Regions from separate parts of the Homo sapiens genome. Here region 2 is linked to region 1. Evidence: read pairs that join two places in POLR2A ChIA-PET (ENCODE). Cell type or tissue: HepG2. All regions are shown on one strand. Each heading gives the region's core, and the rest is flanking DNA. Links, peaks and the distances in the headings are about the cores only. Region 1 overlaps ARID5B (AT-rich interaction domain 5B). Region 2 overlaps ARID5B (AT-rich interaction domain 5B).

Evidence for each region. Peaks named below come from ENCODE experiments on the same cell type or tissue, not always from the same donor. Only the 100,000 strongest peaks of a DNase experiment are listed, where the experiment ranks them.
Region 2: POLR2A ChIA-PET joins it to region 1 with 16 read pairs; 7 of 35 experiments call an interaction of 5 or more read pairs at or near these places.

The regions. Positions count from the first base shown.
Region 1 is chr10:62,032,172-62,041,835 of GRCh38, forward strand. The region is part of intron 4 of ARID5B (AT-rich interaction domain 5B); the gene reads left to right. Among named protein-coding and RNA genes, the nearest start is that of ARID5B, 140 kb to the left of the region's middle. RefSeq lists an enhancer at 9,008-9,067. In HepG2, for the core only: a CTCF peak has its summit at 6,673 (motif pointing right); DNase peaks (open chromatin) are centred at 5,460, 5,940 and 6,680; H3K4me3 peaks cover 1,344 bases.
Region 2 is chr10:61,960,458-61,968,457 of GRCh38, forward strand. All of the region lies in intron 3 of ARID5B (AT-rich interaction domain 5B), which reads left to right. Among named protein-coding and RNA genes, the nearest start is that of ARID5B, 63 kb to the left of the region's middle. In HepG2, for the core only: no CTCF peak of the experiment used is centred there; DNase peaks (open chromatin) are centred at 3,914, 4,154 and 4,674; H3K4me3 peaks cover 939 bases.

The DNA.
Region 1 (9,664 bases), core at 1,665-9,664:
AGTCAGGTGTGGTGGCACACACCTATAGTCCCAGTTACTTGGAAGGCTGAGGTCGGAGGATTGCTTGAGCCCAGGAGTTCAAGGTTACAGTAAGTTTTGATCACACCACTGCACACTCCAGCCTCAGCAATAAAGTGAGACCCTGACTCTGTAAATAAATCAATGAAAACATGAACTATTTAATGTCAGGAACTATATTGTCTTCTCTGTGCTACCCCAACTGGACTAGCACAGTGTCAGACATCTGATGGCAGTTTAATATTTAGGCCGGGTGTGGTGAGTCACGCCTGTAATCCAGCATTTTGGGAGGCTGAGGCGGCAGATCACGAGGTCAAGAGTTTGAGACCAGCCTGGCCAACATGGTGAAACCCTGTCTCTACTAAGAATACAAAAATTAGCCGGGCGTGGTGATGGGCGCCTGTAATCCCAGCTGCTCGGGAGGCTGAGGCAGGAGAATCGCTTGAACCCAGGAGGTGGAGGTTGCAGTGAGCCAAGATCGTGCCACTGCACTCCAGCCTGGGTGACAGAGCAAGACTCCATCTCGGAAAATAAATAAATAATAAATAAATATTGGATCGGTGAATATTGGATGTTAGAAACAAAACCAGGACTTGGTTTGGCCAGGACAAATCAGAACCTTAAATGTTTCATCTTAAATGACTCCTTTCTTTCCTTTTCTCCTAAGTGACCTACCCTAACTTCTATATAGGTAGAATTTGGTCTCCTATTTTGCCACCTAGGGGCTTGCTTAAAGTGAGATTTGATTAATAGGAATGTTCTACTGAAAACGCGAGAGCAAAAGCCTTCAACCCTCTATGGGGCCCAACCTTCCTGAAAGATAAGTTTGTCTATACTGGGAACCCTACGACCAACAGGTTGCCATTCTTCTTGGCCTACCAGATTAAATTCTGTTCAATTTGTTTTCTATTTATTGAGTTCCTGCAATGTGCTGAGGCTTGTGTATGGTGATTTCTAGATACAGGGGATTCCAATGATTCCAATGAGCCTCGGGACTTAAGCATTGAATGGGGATTCTCCAAGCACATTTCAGAAACATTTAATGATTAATTTAGAGAATAAGGACACTTGGCATAGTCTCTCTCTCTCTCTGTCTGTCACTCTCTCGCGTGCACTGTCTCTCATCCTGTTGAGGCACACTTTACTTTGTGGTAATTTCCTTTCTTCAGTTTTTGCCTTGAGATTTAAAGTTGCCTGAAACACAGAATCAATTATCACCAAGATAAGTTCTTCCTTTTGACAACCCAGTTATTGCCTCTATATTGGAAGACTTGTCAGCATAGACAACAGTTCAGGCTCTAAGGAAGTATACCAGATGCCTTTTGTCAAATAAGTAGCTTTCCTGCACTTATCTTTCTTCCTGGGCTCTACAAGGTGCTTACCTCTGTGCTAAGGGCCCAGGTGTTTCCAAAATGTCAGTAACTCTCCAACCAGCAAACTGCTGGTCTCTTGAAATGCTTGAAATGATGTATTAATATTACTTCCACGTGTCCGTGCATATAATAGTGATAATAATGGTATTCACCATTTATTAGTGTCTTCAGTGTGCCAAATAATGTGCAAGCCATGTTGTCTAATGTTACCTCATTGATACTCCTTACCCATCATAATCTTTCAAGATGGGCATATAATTCTCTTGACGAACGGTTAAATTCAGCCCGGAGAGAGATGATGACTTGCCCGAGGTCATATAGTTGCCTTATGTATAAAGTGAATACAGAGTTGCCTGCTCTCAAAGCCCGTGCCCTCTCTACTTTCTTATGAAACTTGGGTCTCCAACAGCAATTTTGCCAACTTCACCAGTGCTGTGATGATGGAAGGAAAGATGACATATCTTTTTTCAGAAGGAAACTCAAGGGGCCATTTTAAATGGAGCGGATGGTTTTGCATGAGGCTATGTTTAATTTCGGGATGTCGTCCTTTTCTGGTGAAGATAATCAGACGTAATGTCATCTGCAACCTCTCTGTGTGCATGATTTCATAAAACTGGTATAGCAGTTTATTATTATAAAATTAGTATAGCATAGAACAAACCTGGGATGCAAGCCAGATGAAATAGACAATGAATAGTTATATAAGGTTTTGGAAGCACATGTAGTAGAACACAAGCTCACTGTATTTTCTTCTCAATTGTCTGCTGTTTGTTAATGTTTCCTTTTCAACATGATTGCATCTCAGTTTAATAGCACTTGCCATCTCAGGCTTTATGGTGCCAGGCCTGACATAGTTACATCCCCTCTGTGCTAAAAATATTGCATGTATATATTTAACCGCAGCTGACATGTTTAGCTAATGGGTTACTCAGGAGCTATGCGCTTATATAATTAAGTGATATATGTAATTTTGTGTTAACACATTTGCCATGTGTGTTTCCCTGGTGATTGCAACGCTTTATTCTGTGTAAAGTGTGACATTTTAATTCCCGCTGAACAATTTCCTACCTTGATTTGCCTTGTTTTTGTGGCAGGGGATTATTTTGCAATCAAGATAAAAGCATTATTTATGAAATTTCTAGGCTATCCCATTACTGGGAACTTTGAACTGCAGATCAATCTCCTATTTTATTGATCTTTGTTAAAAATCTTTATTGGAATTTAAATGTAATCTCTACATTACAGATTTGCTCAGACTTTCATCGGTAGGCACATTTTTTTAGGCAGCTCTGCAGAGATGGGGTTCCTTAAAAAAGGAATCCTCACCAGGCAGTCTGCCATCTTCCCCAGGGAAATTTTTTCTCCTAGGTGTTGCTGACTTTTTCTTGTTGTAGGGGCTCTCTAGGAGAGCCAGTAGCCCGGTGGGCTTGAGAGTCTTGGCAAAACAGGTGAGATCTGTGTGTCCACAGACAAGGTGGGTTTCTGTTAGGTATTTAGGTGTTTGACAATAGCTGGGTCTCAGAGTTACACAGTGGGCATTACAATGTGGGTGTATATGTCTTCCCCTTATTAATGGTGATGGTGACCTAGGGAAGGTGCTGGAGATAGGAAGGTGAACCATCAAGGATAGCCTAGCCACCTGGCCCTCTTTAGCGGCATTTATGTTCTCCAGTGGGATGAGCAGTCAGTGCAGTTTAACAAACATTTACCAGACTCTACTAAGTAGTACCAGACACTGATTTCAAAACATGACACAGAGGGAGGCATTTGTTTAGTAAACGTTTATTGAACACCTACTATAATGATGCTACAGTGATCAAGACCAACATAATCTCTTTAGACTGTGGTAAGGTACACTAACCAGATGATTTCAGTACAGGGTGCCAGGTGCCAGGATCAAAGCATGCTTGTTTTTTGCATTTTTTCAAATTTGTTATTAATTATTTTAAGACGGAGTCTCACTCATTGCCCAGGCTGGAGTGCAGTGGCACAGTCTTAGCTCACTGCAACCTCCACCTCATGGGTTTAAGTGATTCTCCTGTCCCAGCCTCCCGAGTAGCTGCGATCACAGGCGTCTGCCACCATGCCCAGCTAATTTTTGTATTTTTTAGTAGGGACGGGGTTTCACCATGTTGGCCAGGCTGGTCTCAGTGTGAGCCACCACGACCAACCCAAAGCATACTTTGTACAGGTATTGACAAGGGTTTTCTCACCCAGCTGGAGATGAGGGAGAGTAAGGAAGCTTTTTGTTTTGTTTTGTTTTGTTTTGGCTGGGGGTGGAGACAGAGTCTCGATCTTGTCACCCAGGCTGGAGTGCAGTGGCACGATCTCGGCTCACTTCATGTTCTGCCTCCCACGGTCAAGCAATTCTCCTGCCTCAGCCTCCCAAGTAGGTGGGATTACAGGCGCCCGCCACCATGCCCATGTAATTTTTGTGTTTTTAGTAGAGACGCGGTTTCACTGTGTTGGCCAGGCTGGTCTTGAACTCCTGACCTGAGGTGATCCACCCACCTCAGCCTCCCAAAGTGCTGGGATTACGGGCGCGAGCCACTGCACCTGGCCAAGGAAGCTTTTAAGCGAGGAGTTAGGGCAGGAGGGAGAAAAGCTAAAAAAGAAAAGGTATCGATGTCAGAGGAAGCCCAGGAACAAAGGCACACAGGTATAAAGCTGTGTAATGTGCTTGGGACCTCTGAGGCATGAGTTACTGCTAGAAGGTGAGGACGATGCTCCCTAGCACAGTGGCCTGTGGTCCATTTCTTCTTGATCCCAGAGGTCCTGAGTTCCCAAAGCCCTTCCTCACCCCCAGGAGGGCTCCTTTGTTTTTTCAGCCCAGCCTAGCAAGCAGGTGGCGGTTGTTGACGCCCAATGCCAGAGCACTTTCCTGATGGCTTTGCAAGTGTTTTGCTGCTAGTACCTCACATTTGGGTCTGAGCAAACAGCTGGGAGTATGGTGCACAGAAGTCCTGCCAGAAGGACCTGCGCTTCATGCACTCCAAGTGAGCTTTCTTGCTTGTATGTTTTGGCATATGAACACAGTGGGAATGTCCTTGTCAGCTCCCATTTGACTTTATTAATTACAGTTCCTTGGAAAGTGTGTTTCAGTAACATGGTCTTGGGATGACAGGGCTCACCCTGCAGAGACCCAAATGGAGGTATTCAGGGCCCATTGAAAAACCATCTGCTGCCAAGGCTCTGCTGCTGATCTCATGCAACAGAAACCAGAGTCTGTCGCAGCTCTGCTACTCACTGGGTGACTCTGGGCGAGTGGCAGGCTCTCTGGTCCTGTCTTTTCTGATGTGGAGAATGACTAGCTGGTGCCCGAGGTTTTCCTAAAGCTATGGAATTCCATCATTTTATAAATGACTCCAATGACGAATCCTACTGGCATAACATCTATGGTTTCACCAACTCTTAGCAGTGATCTTTGGTTCCAGATTCATGTGAAAAGCCAAGAACCGCTTTCCACAATTTGTCTTGTCATGACTCTCCGGCTCCATATTTTAAGAAGCAGTCTACACTAGCCCTTGAATCTAGACTCTAATTTTTTAAGATACAAAGGAAATCATTAAGCCCCAGAATATTAGTAGAATATACGGCAATATGGATCAAGTAATCCAAAGTATTAGCAATGTTGCAAGAGGCTGTCACCTAGCAGCTCTGTATTATGTTTCCAGGCCCTCCCCCACTCATTTCCCTGAGCCCCGAGGCTGTGGTTAATAACGTCAAAAGAATGTTTTAAAATTGCCCTTCTGTTGATTCCAGAGAGTTAGGGCCCTCACATGGTTAGAGTCCTGGGCTAAGAGTCAAATTCTAAATTTAATTCCAGCCTCTATGAACATCTTAGTCCCATATTTCCTCACCATTTAGAGATGTTTCAGTTTTCCCATCTGCGAAATCGGCATAAGATGCCTTGCTCCACAGAAATACTTGTCAACAGCTTTGCCGTACACAAAGATTGGCATTGTATTGGGGCAAAATATCATTTTTCATTCCATAATAGGAATTAAACAAAAGCCCTTTGAGAACGCACCTTGTGTAAACGCCCTGTGCTTAAAAGCCTGTGAATTTCAGAGGTCAGCAAAAACCGCCCCCCTTCTTTATTATTTTTCTTAAAGCTAAACAAGGGTAACTAGGGAATTCATTTTGGAATATAAAGACATGAAAGAAAGGGTATTTCAGCTTGCACAATAGTACAAAGAAGAACAAGAGTTGTCATGTTTTGCTAAAGAACTCCCAGCTGTTTAATTTTATAGTAAAATTACTTTAAGAACTTTGCTAATTCAAAGACAAAATCAAACAACTGTTGTTGCAAAACTGAACTTCCACATTTGAGTGGAAAAGCCAATTTGAGATTAATCTGCCCCTAAAATCATATTATAAAAATACAGAGCATTTCTGTAATGCTGGTTGGAGGAGTGGCTTTTATCTGAAGAGAAGACACATAAAAGAGAAAAATGGTACATTTACTGGTAGTAAGATTTAAAAAAGTAGTTTATGTTCTCATGTACTTTGCCCTGACTTCTCCCCCAGCTTTCTCTTAAGCTCTTCAGTCTGTTTTAATACCAGGTTTGTTTGCTTTCTGGGGATGGGCCTGTTAGGCAGGAAATTGTTGAAAGGCATACAGCAGAAATTTTAAATGGTGTTTTTAAAAGATAAATACCCAATTGGGTAACTGACTATTAAATTTGGAGTTCAGAATTTTTTAAAATTTTATTTTTAGACAATATAGAAAGATAAATTCTGTACCTATACTTGGTTCTATAAGTCCCACATGTTGCCTATTGTCAGAAACAAACTGTTCCTTATTTAAAAAAAAAAAAAGAAAAGAAAAAAAGCCAGTTTTTCTTCCATATTAGGGAATTATTCAGACTTCTTTCCTTGGTTCCTATAATTCCAAACCAGTTGGAACATCAGTCTATTTTTGGTTTAAAGGAGCTTTTAAAATGTGAGCATGATTTTTTTAAGTTTCTAAATCTCATAAAAATCAATTTGCCACATATATAGCAGCTATGGTTGTAAATATAGTGAAGTCATTGTATTGCAGAAAGACAAAGTTCTAATTTCCATATTACAAACCCCACCTACCCCACCTTGTCCAATCTCCACATAAGAGGGCTGAAAATGTAAATTCTAAAACATATAAAACAACATAAGGTTGTCATTTGTGGCTGTTTCTATCCAAGATGAATGTTGTCACCTGTATTGGAGTAAACTCTTTTGTTAGTTTCTGCGGGTTTTTTTGGTCGTCCCACCGCATCCCATCGACTCACCACGAGAGGGCAATGGAGCGTTTGCTTTCAGCTAACAAAGCTAGAAATGGTTTTAATATCAGCTAAGTGTTTGAACTTGTTAAGGATTTATTTCTCCACCTTCCGATTGCCATACATGCAGCCTCCGAGTTTCCACTAACAGCGAATAATGATCCAAATAAAGTTATTCTGAGGGAAAATATAGACAGACTGGTGCAGACAAGAGCTTTTGCCCAAATAAGGATCCCTTTTGTGCAGACCCCATGTGTTAGATAACCATCAACTGACAGTTGCTCATGAGTTAATAATGTTGGATGCTGAAATATGCATACCATGTGCTATAAAAGAGTTTGGAGGACAAAGACAAATACTTCTATAGTTAGATATCAGAAACATACCAGAGGTGTGCAGATTGCTTCGTGGTACATAGGTTGAAACCGCCCAATCATTTCATCAAAATTAGTACAATATAAGTATGATACAGTAGAATGTATGATATTGATTGCATGTTTCATTGATGTTGCAGAAATTTTGGTCTAAGCCTTTCTGCATGTTACTGCCTTAAATGCTACAGCAACTACTGCCTTCTAAGAAAAGAAAATATTTCCTAAGCTTCTTTCTATAGCCACCATTGTTGCTCTTTTATTTTTACCATAGGAACCCATTTTACCATGTGTGTGCAGCCTTTTGATTGGCATGTAGTGTTTGGAGGGCTGTTAATGTCTAGTTAGGTTTCTGTGTTGCTGCTGCCACAGGAATCAAAAAGTGAGGAGGTGGAGGGAATCAGCTTTGATTTTGGCTACTATAACAAGTTGTTTGGGAGGATGGGACACAGGGCAAACTGAGCACCGGGCAGCCGCCTTCTCAGTGATGCCTGATGGTTTTTTGGTGCTAAGAATGATTGCGGAAAGAATGTTTCTCCTCCCTGCCCCCAGAGTTCAAACCTTTTTGTTCTGTTCAACTTTTCTGGGCTTATTGGAATGCCAGTCTTCAATGAATAATCTCATATTTTGTCATAAATGGGACCTGAAGCAGGTTGGCAAAGCCAATGAGGCTATGCCCCTGCATTTAGGCCTGACTGTAACTGACCTCTCTATTTATTCTCAGATGAAATGTCCAAAAAGTCAGACCATTAACTTACTCAATAGTTGGAGATTAAGAAGTGTCTACTTCCAAGCAACTAAAATCACTCCAGCTCCATTTTCTCCTATTCAGTTTGTACTGGATGATGAAAATGGCTTACATTATACCCGACCCATATTGACAGCAGGAGAGAACAAGTCATGAAATAAATAATTAGCTAGTTCCTTCCCCTCTCTCTCTCCATTCTCACTCTCTCTCTCTTTCTGTCTCTTCTCCAGTCTGTTGTCAAAGCTTAACATTTACTTTGACATCTTAGTTAAGAAAGTTAATGAAATAACATCTTCATCAGGGCCATTTAGTAGCCTTGAGTCAATGATTACCAGATTTGAATTTTACAGAAGGGAGACCTCAGCTTAAGAAAAATTTTTAGATACTATTATAACATTATATATATATATATGTGTGTAATGTGTATATATAACTATATATAACGTTTTTACATGACTACCCTCCATAACAGTGAATAAAATCTTAAATGTATTGAAACATTGAATCGTGACTTTTGCTGATTATTCTAGCTTCAGATGTTAATCTTGTTCTGTCTGCTCCTTAACACATATTTCCAAGAACATATCTATAATCATAACATTGAATTATTGACTAAACCAGCATCGCCCAAGAGAAAGATAATGTGAGCCACATGTAATTTAAAATATTCTAGTAACCACATTTTAAAAGGTAAAAAGAAACATGTGGAGTTAATTTTAATAATATATTTTATTTAACCCAGTATATTCAAAATATTATCATTTCAATATGCAATCAATATAAAATGTTATTAATGAGATATTTTACTTTTATTTTGTATTAAGTCTTGGAGATCCAGTGTGTATTTTACACTGCGGCACATCTCAATTTGGACTTGACATATAGTATTTCAGATACTCAAGGGACACGTGGCTAGCGGTGACTGTATCAGACACAGCAATTCTAAATAGTCATAGAAATGTTTTATCTTACAGTGAAAAATGTAAAGAAGCTGTAACCTCTTCTGGGTTCATTGTTAGCTTTACATTAGGGTTTCTGATGGTATCTGTGTGCTGTTTCTCTATAGTGTAACAAACCCTCCCTCCAATTGAGTGATCACTCTAGCTTGCCCCACGGCTTATAATCTGCCCTTAGTTAACATGTCACCAGGTATTATCAACCTTGTTGCTGCCTCTCCACGCCCACTCCAGGCCCCAAAGCTCTTCTCATTCTGTACCCTCACCCCACCCTGCTCCAAGACACACGCTCTTCTATACAATCTGTGAGTTTGCATGAGGTTCTTGGTACCACAGAAGAGTTTTTAAAGTCATTTTCCAGTATCTTGGCTCCGGTACCTGCACAAACAAATGAAGCTCAGAGACCACTGAGGTACTTAGTTGGGGATGGTGCTGGTGCCCTCATAGGGAGGAAGGGTGAGAGGGATTTGCCTGAACAAAGAAAAATGTCTCCGAATCTCAGACAACCAAAAATAGTCATCTTTTTACTTTTAAGTAAAAGACTATCCTACTATTCACATTATTCTTTCTGAAAGGTATAAAAGCACAAAGTGAGTGAAAAGCCCCCTTTCTGTACAAATTCCTTTTTGGATCTTTTTAAAAGAATTGGGAGCCTATCACTTGATAACTGTTTCTTATGTGTATGTCTTTTAAATATTAAAATGTATCCCATGACATACTCATCCAAGTATGTCATAAGTTAAATATCTCCATGTTAATCCACATACACACCAAAACAAAAACAAAAACAATCCATCTCTTTTACTTATTTCCAAGTGGGGAATGTTTTCTGTAGAGAGGTAGCAAATCAGTTATCCTCAATGATGAAATGGAATATCTCATTTCCAAACCTGGAGAAATGGCTGAACAAGAATGTCCTGTTTATAAATGAGTTTAA
Region 2 (8,000 bases), core at 1-8,000, 73 kb before region 1:
AACAGCAATGTGTTTATTATAGGAATCAGTCTCCTGCTCACTTATAAAATATTCTAAATATTCACTTATAAATATTCTAAATATTTATAAGATTATGAGTTTTGTCTTTTAAGTAGGGAGTTCTGCATATTGTTTTTGGCCAAAATGTAGCCTGCCTCCTTGAGCATGAGTTGAAGCCCAAGATGAGAAGCCCTTTTTTTTCCCCTCTGACCAAGATCTCATCTGCCATTTACTAGATTAGGCTACTTGAAGGGAAGGAAATGAGGGCCCCCTTCTTTTAATCCAGGACATTGTTAGGTATATCATAGGTGCTCCGTAGGTATGTTGGATGAATGGATGGATGATTAGACCTTAAATCTTGTACTTGGCAGCAACATAATGTAGTGGTAAGGGACTAAAAGTCTGGCAGACATAGACTAGCACTCTGGATCCCCAATCTCTAGCTTTATGCCCTTCGGCAAGTTGTAGAGTATCAGTTTTCTCATCTGTAAAATGGGTATAATAAATCTATCTGATAGGGATACTGTAGGATTTAATAACATATAGAATCCCAGGTGCTTATGGACATTTTTCTGGTGCCATAAAGCACTTGATACATGGTAGCATTATTAAACTCTTAAGCCTTAAATCAGGATATCCTAGACTTTAGTCATTTATAAAGCAACTTTATAGTTCTTGCCATACCAATAACACTGTTTTATTATTTACTTAATTTTTCTTTAAATTAATTGCTTTTTAATTTAAAGAACTTTAAGTAGGAAATTTTATATCATCACTGTAAATGGAAAACCTGTATCACTTGCTATAATTAATGGTGAAGGTAAATATATAATCCTTAAAATAAAAAATATGTTTATCCATGTACCACCTAACATTGACTTGGGTACCGCTAGTGTATACCACAGTTAAGTCATTTCCTTTGAGGCTTTTCTCTTGGGCAACAGCCTAACCTAGGTTATCGATAGCTTTGAGACCTTCTGAGACCATGCAAGCCTCGTGTCAACAACAAGCTAGAAAGGGTTGGAACCGGTTGCGCTGAATTAATCTATAGGCTCAGAAGTGTAACTGCCACACAGATGTGAAGTCTGAAAATAACCCACCGTGCACCTGCCCTTTTCGCGTGTCAGTTACAGTGTTAACTGAGCACCAGAGGATGAAATGCTGTAGGAACAGTAAAGGCATGAATCTTACCTTCCAGATGCTCAGACTCTTATCAGTGGTTTGATACCTAGCCCCTTGATTGGGCTTGGGGACCTCAGTGTCTCAATTCTGGGCAATTTCTTTCTTTCTTTCTTTCTTTTTTTTCTGAGATGGAGTTTCACTCTTGTTGCTCAAGCTGGAGTGCAATGGTGCAATCTCGGCTCACTGCAACCTCTGCCTCCCCGGTTCAAGTGATTCTCCTGCCTCAGCCTCCCAAGTAGCTGGGATTACAGGCACTCACCACCACACCTGAATAATTTTTTGTATTTTTAGTAGAAACAGGGTTTCACCGTGTTAGCCAGGCTGGTGTCAAACTCCTGACCTCAGGTGATCCGCCAGCCTAGGCCTCCCAAAGTGCTGGGATTACAGGCGTGAGCCATCGCACCCGGCCTTCTCGGCAATTTCTGAATACAGATCTTAGCAGGGTGAGGGAAACGGTAATTGTTATTACTACCAACTGGCCCCAAACAGTTATTGCATAACGTTGCACAACTGAGTCCTGGGTAAAATGAGCTTCTTCAGAAATTGCCTCGCCAAAGGTGATTTGCCAAGGTTGAATCCTTCGGATTGTCTGCATTGGAACAACCCCCTTGCCCAAGCACTGAGCTTAAGCTAGATAAAAGGAAATAAACACTGCTTTAAAAGGGAGTGCACTTTAGCAGCACACAAAAAACAAAGGTGAAGGCTCACATCTGTGTTGCATTGCATAATTGATAAAAGCTGAAGCACCATTAGAAACAGCCTCATCATCCATACTCCTCTCCTAATCATTTAAATATGTACAGCATGTTTTAGGATGCTTGTTAATGACTCTACGGGCACGTTGGTAGTCAGAACATTACATGTGGGTTTGAGAAATAGGCCTGGATCATTTGCCAGACAATCTAATTCTGACAGTGTAGTGAAGGCCATCTTCAATTTGACTGTGCTCCACTCTGTTATGCTGTGAAAGAAAAAGATAATTCAGCTGAGCATTCTGCCGTTGGCTAGAAACACCGCAGTTCTGAATACAAATATTATGCAGGTAAATGAATCATTAAAAGAATAGAGGCATAAAATATCTGACAGATGAACTCCTAAAGTTTGGACTAGAATAAATTTTCCCATATATGAGCAGTACCTTCATCCATCGACTAACAGTGTTAGTTATCCGTTAAGTCACCAAAAAGCATTTATGGTCTTAGAGTAAATGATTGGTAATTATGACTTACAAGGCTATAAATACATGGAGGGGATTTGGTGATATCATAATAAACCACGAAAGAAACTGCAGTGGTTTTTAATGTTAGTAGAAACTTAAGAAATATTTAGAGCCGTGTTCGCAGCCCTACAGTTGTTTTTTTTCTTTTTTCTGGGAGTGTGTGATTGGTGTTTTGTCAAAATGTGCAACTCTACCAATGGACTCAACTCAACTAATGTAAATTAGGGCCAATGAGAGTGTCCGACTGAGATTAGTCCTCAATTTGTATGACATGTGTCTCAACAAATAGAAAATATTCTTAAAGAAAAATAAGATATTCCCGCATGTCTCTCTTTTTTAGTTCCCTAATTTCTGATTCCTTTCTTCTGAATGAGTTTTCTGTAAGTTAAAAAAGACAACAGTGAAAGGCCCTGTTCCTCTCAGCTTCTTAACCCCAGTTTGCCTGGTTTATCTCCTGTTTTAGATTCTAAAAAGGAAAACATTAATCATGCTTAGCCCTGGACTTTGTTTCCCTACCTGTTACCTCCTGGTCTAATGGCAGAGATACTGAAAGGGGCACAGACCCACACCAGCCAACTGACCTAGCTCATAGCCACAGGAAGAGCGGCATGTCCCTGGGGCAGTGAGAGCGAGACTGCACCCAGAACCACTGTCTCATGACACCACCCCACATCTCAATTGAAGATCCAGATGGACAGCTGACCTATATGTCTCTCCCTGACTGGACCAGCTCGGCAGAGCATCCTAGATTTGAGTAAAGAGCAACACAATTCTTTGTAAAGCCATTGGCCCCACAGAAAGCTCCATGGAAAATGATACATGAGGGTGTTAGTGGGAGGTTGAGAACTGCTTGGTGCATTCTTGATTTCTGTGCCTGTGTCCTGATTTCAGGAGACTTCGGTCATCTTTGATTACTGTCATTACTCTAGCCCCTTCTGTGTGCAGTTACTATAGTTGTACCTAGTGTGTTCAAGGCACCGGGGAAGAAATGACCTGTGCCCCCAGTGTACCTACAGCCTTGGCATCATTAGCAACTCTCAGTTAAAGGAGCTTAACACAGAGACAGATGTGCCTGGTGTGAAAAACATTGCCAGGATCTGCCCCAGAGTGATTTTATTTTTGCAGGTTTCTGTGGTCCTCAAATCCCTTTTAGATTTGCACCTTTCTTGATTTTGAAGTCTGGGGTCAAATATAGAGATCAACTTGCTGGATAATCAGATGTAGTGGGGAGAGAATCAACACATTAGCAACTGTAGGGAATAGGCAGGCATCAGTCTAAATGGACACAAACCTCAGGGCCACGATAGCAGCCAGGGACCTCTTGTGTGTGTCAGGAGTTAACCCTTCAGTGTCTGGACTATAGGGTGTCCAGGAACTCCCAAGGGAAGACCAGAGATAGGGAGGAAGAGTCAGGGAGCACTAGGGAGAGGAGATGGGGCAGCAGCTATTTATTAACCTGCAGGGACGTCTCTCAGTATTTTAAACTGATGAGGCCATTCTAGTGCGTTCTAGCCCTTGCTGCAGTCCTGGTGTCAGTGTGTTAACCCAGGGGCAGGAATCTGTCTAGTTTCTGTTTGTAGCTTACTGAAATCCCACCCTATAATGCTTAACTGAATAGTGCTCTTCAAAATGCACCAACTAAAAATAGTTTCATCTGCAGTGTGAACATAGTTTCATATTTATACTAGCATCTGGCCTAAGGAATTGAATACTCCATTCTTTAAATAGCTTCACTCCAGCTCTGGAATACTCTGAGAAGAAAATCTCCCCCAATCAAACACCTTGTTTACATAGGCATGCTTAAATGCAAACAAGCTCCCTTTTTAAAATGCAGAAGAATATTAATTTGTGAGGCAATGGTGCTTTGGGGTAGTTTTTTGGTGAGTGAAAGTAAAGGGGTTAAGTAGAGAATGAATTTTTTAAATGTCTACTTAGTAAAAGATTTCTGAGATGCCTATTATGTTTTAAATTTTTCATTTTCCTAAATTTGATTCAAGAACACATTAATTGTACGTGTGAATTCGGAATTCCTTCTTTACCATCACATGTGAAGCCAGTTAGAATGAAGTTCTTGGGAAGAAAAATTTATGCTGCCGCTAATGCCCAACAATAATAGAAATATAAGCCTAGATATACTTTAACTTTTTCTACCAGCAAATGCTTTGGGGCCGGAAATCATTTGCCAGCATGCAATGAATGTACTTTTGTTAGTCTTAGGGGGATACTAATGGTTAGTCCCCATGAAGAAAAATGTGAAAATAACACACAAAAAGGTAAACATTGCGAATGGATGGCTAATGATTAGCTGTTACAGTCCAAAGGGGCAGGGTATTTTTTTTATAGTTTTATGACCCTTGGCCCAGCCTTTATTGAAAGAACATTGTATGTTCAGAGTTATATATTTCAAACGTACATCTCCTTTGAATATCCCTCTTTAAAGATAATAGGAAATTTTTCCATGTTCATTTTTATTTGTAGAGAGAGGAGGATTTTAAATGTATACTAGTTTTAACTCTGTATTAAAGAGGAGGAACGGTTATTTTTAAACATCCCATTCATGAACCCACAGAGTAAGATATAATAATATACCTTTACCCTCCACCCACCCCAGCCATCCTGAAAATGAGTGAATGTAGGGCAGTATGATTACTCTGTCATGTAGATGAGTTAGTATTCGGTACATTACTACCACAGTATAGTTATGATATGTCCCTCTCTGAAGTGAATGGTTTTTGTGCATATACGTCAATTCAGAAAAAAAATTTTTTTCTATTTAAAATAAAAATGGCTTTTTTGAGTTCCCAAGGGTTCTATTTTTACAACTTGCAAGAACTACTTTAGTAAATAAAAGAATGTCAGTAGAACACTGGCCACTAAAATGTTAACATATGGGTATATTTGAGGAGTAGTAACATAAAGGCAACTTTTCAGTCATTGATGTTAAAATTAGATTTGAGGCCATAATCTCAAAGAGGTAGGCCAGGGGTTGTTTTTCATGGTCTACGAAAATAAATGCTTTGGTTGAACTAAAGTTATGTGCATTATCTGGGAAACAATGAAATGTCTTAATTTAGACATCACTTTCATTTTTCACCAGTGGGACTTTTCTAGATGAAAATCTAATCCTGTTCTAAATCATCCTTTTAAAATGTTTTTCCCCATTACAAATGTAATATGTTTGTGTTGCAGAAAGTAAAGATATGCAAAAAGAAGAGATAAAAATCAGCCATAGTCCCACTATGCAGAGGCTTACCACTGTTAATGGTTTAATTCCAATTTACTATATTTTCTTTTTACTAAGATGTCACTGGTTGTATACAATGCGTCATTGATTTCACAACAGCTTTTGGGGAACAGGAAACCATTTCATCCTAAATATATGCATGATTTTAAGATATATACTGATTTCAGAAAGTTAAAAAGTGGTGAGGAGAGGCAGGGAGCACGTTTTAAAATTAGTTTTTAAAAGCCAGCTCTGGCCCTCCTCCCCCAAGAAGTCATCTTTCTCCCTGTGTTTCCAGCTCACAGTGAATGCTCTCCCTAGTCCAAGACTCCTAGAATTGTAAGGAATTGCAAAAATTCAATCTAATTTTATTTGCATCCATCACAGTAATTTTCCCATCGTTCTCTCAGTGATATTGAGATTACTTGCCTTACACAACTGTAGATTTTTTTTTTCACATGCTCTGAATTTTAGAAAATTCTTTGTTTTTACATGGACCAAATACCCTGGCTTTACCACATTTTCCCGTTGAGACTAGTTCCCTTAAGGCACCCCATAAGATGAGGGTATAAACTCTTATCCCACATGAAAGTCCTTCAGATACTTTAAAAGCAGTAATCTGTTGCTTTCAAGAGCTCCTGAAATCTTCCTGGTTCTTCTGACATCTCCTAATTTCTAGGTGAAACATCCCTGGTGCTTTCAACCTGGAGTATTCCTTAAAGTGCACCTTTGTCATGTGCTTCAGTTAATCAATGCCCATTTAAAAATACTGCCTGCAGACCATATATGTTGTGTAACCAATGTGGCATATTATAAGATCTATAACATTTTTTATCCTGGACCTATATTTCCATGAATTCTGCCCGCATTTTATTATTTCTCACTAGCAGTACTCTGTATATTGGCTCGTATAGAAATAATGGTTAGCTCAGAAAACCGGGCCTTTTTTTCCCCCAGAACGTATGTAAGATTGCATTTTCCGTTACTAGATTTAGCATTAATACTATCTTTAGGCCATTTTTTAGCCCTTTAAGAGCATTTTGCTCTTCACTCACATACATTTGGATTATATCTTCCAATGGTGTCATCTGCAAGTTTGAGAAGGCTTCTATAACTTTACTCAAGCAGCTGATTAAAACAAGCAAACACCAAACAAATATGAACCACTCTTATTTGGATGTTACCATATTTCTACTTTAAGATATATCTTCCTAACTTGACTCCAACCTAGTGTCTTACAGGAAGAAGCTTATCTTACCGGTCAATATTTGTATTATCCAGAGCTCTTAGTTCAAAGTAAATTTTTAATTGATCCATTGGCCGTTAGTGAATCATATATCTACCTTACTTATCTTCAGCCACCACCACAATTCTTTGTGTGTGAACACAGGGGAAATATGTGGTATGAGACAACACATCGAACCTGGCTGGCGATGGTTTGTTCACACAGTGTCATGCACCCTACAGCAAAAAAGTTCTTTTCTTGCATCCATATGCTTTGTTGTAGAATGACAAGTGGAGCTGGTTGATGGCTAAATGTGCATCTTTCAGCTAGATGATTTGTACTGTGTAGACAAACTGCCCAAACATTCAATTTTTCCCTTTCCAAGCAGATGTTTTGCTAGAATGTAGACACAGCCTCCAAAAATACCTTTCTGGCCTGTGAATGTTAATGTCTCTCTTATGTGTGTGCCATTTACAACAGAAAATATAATGCTGGCATTTTATTTCAACAGAATGTTGGAAGTACAGATCGATGTTGTAAAGGTAAGTTGTCCAGGCCCATGGAACAGTTCATATAACCTTTTGGTTTGGAAATGCTTGTCGCATTCTTGTAGATAACCATCTATTTGTACATTCTTATTTTTCTTGGTTTATTCAGTAAACACGTAAGGGCCTATTATGCCCAGGCTCCATTAAGCCTTGGATTTTTAGAAAAATTATTGAAAATGCGCATTTTCTTATTGTACGGCAAGTGGGTGGGGGTGGCTCATTTCATGAAAATTACCTAAGTAAGAATTTATAGGTCTATAAACACACCTAATCTAGTGTGCCACAATAATAATACATTTAACATGGCAAGTCAGCACACACACACATATTTATACACACACACACACACACACACACACAAACACAGTTTCACCAGGCAGTACTTACCCCTTACCGACAATGCCCTCTGACATTTTCTTTTCTATTATATCCTATTTCATTTTTTTAAAAACCCACCCGATTGGTTTTATAATCCTATTAATGGGCTACAAACCTACAGTTTAGAAAATACTAACATACACATAATCGTTTTTGCCTGATGTCTCTTTCTGGTTAAGCACACTATTTCCAAACTTAACTAAGTGTTTATGGATCCAAATTCGG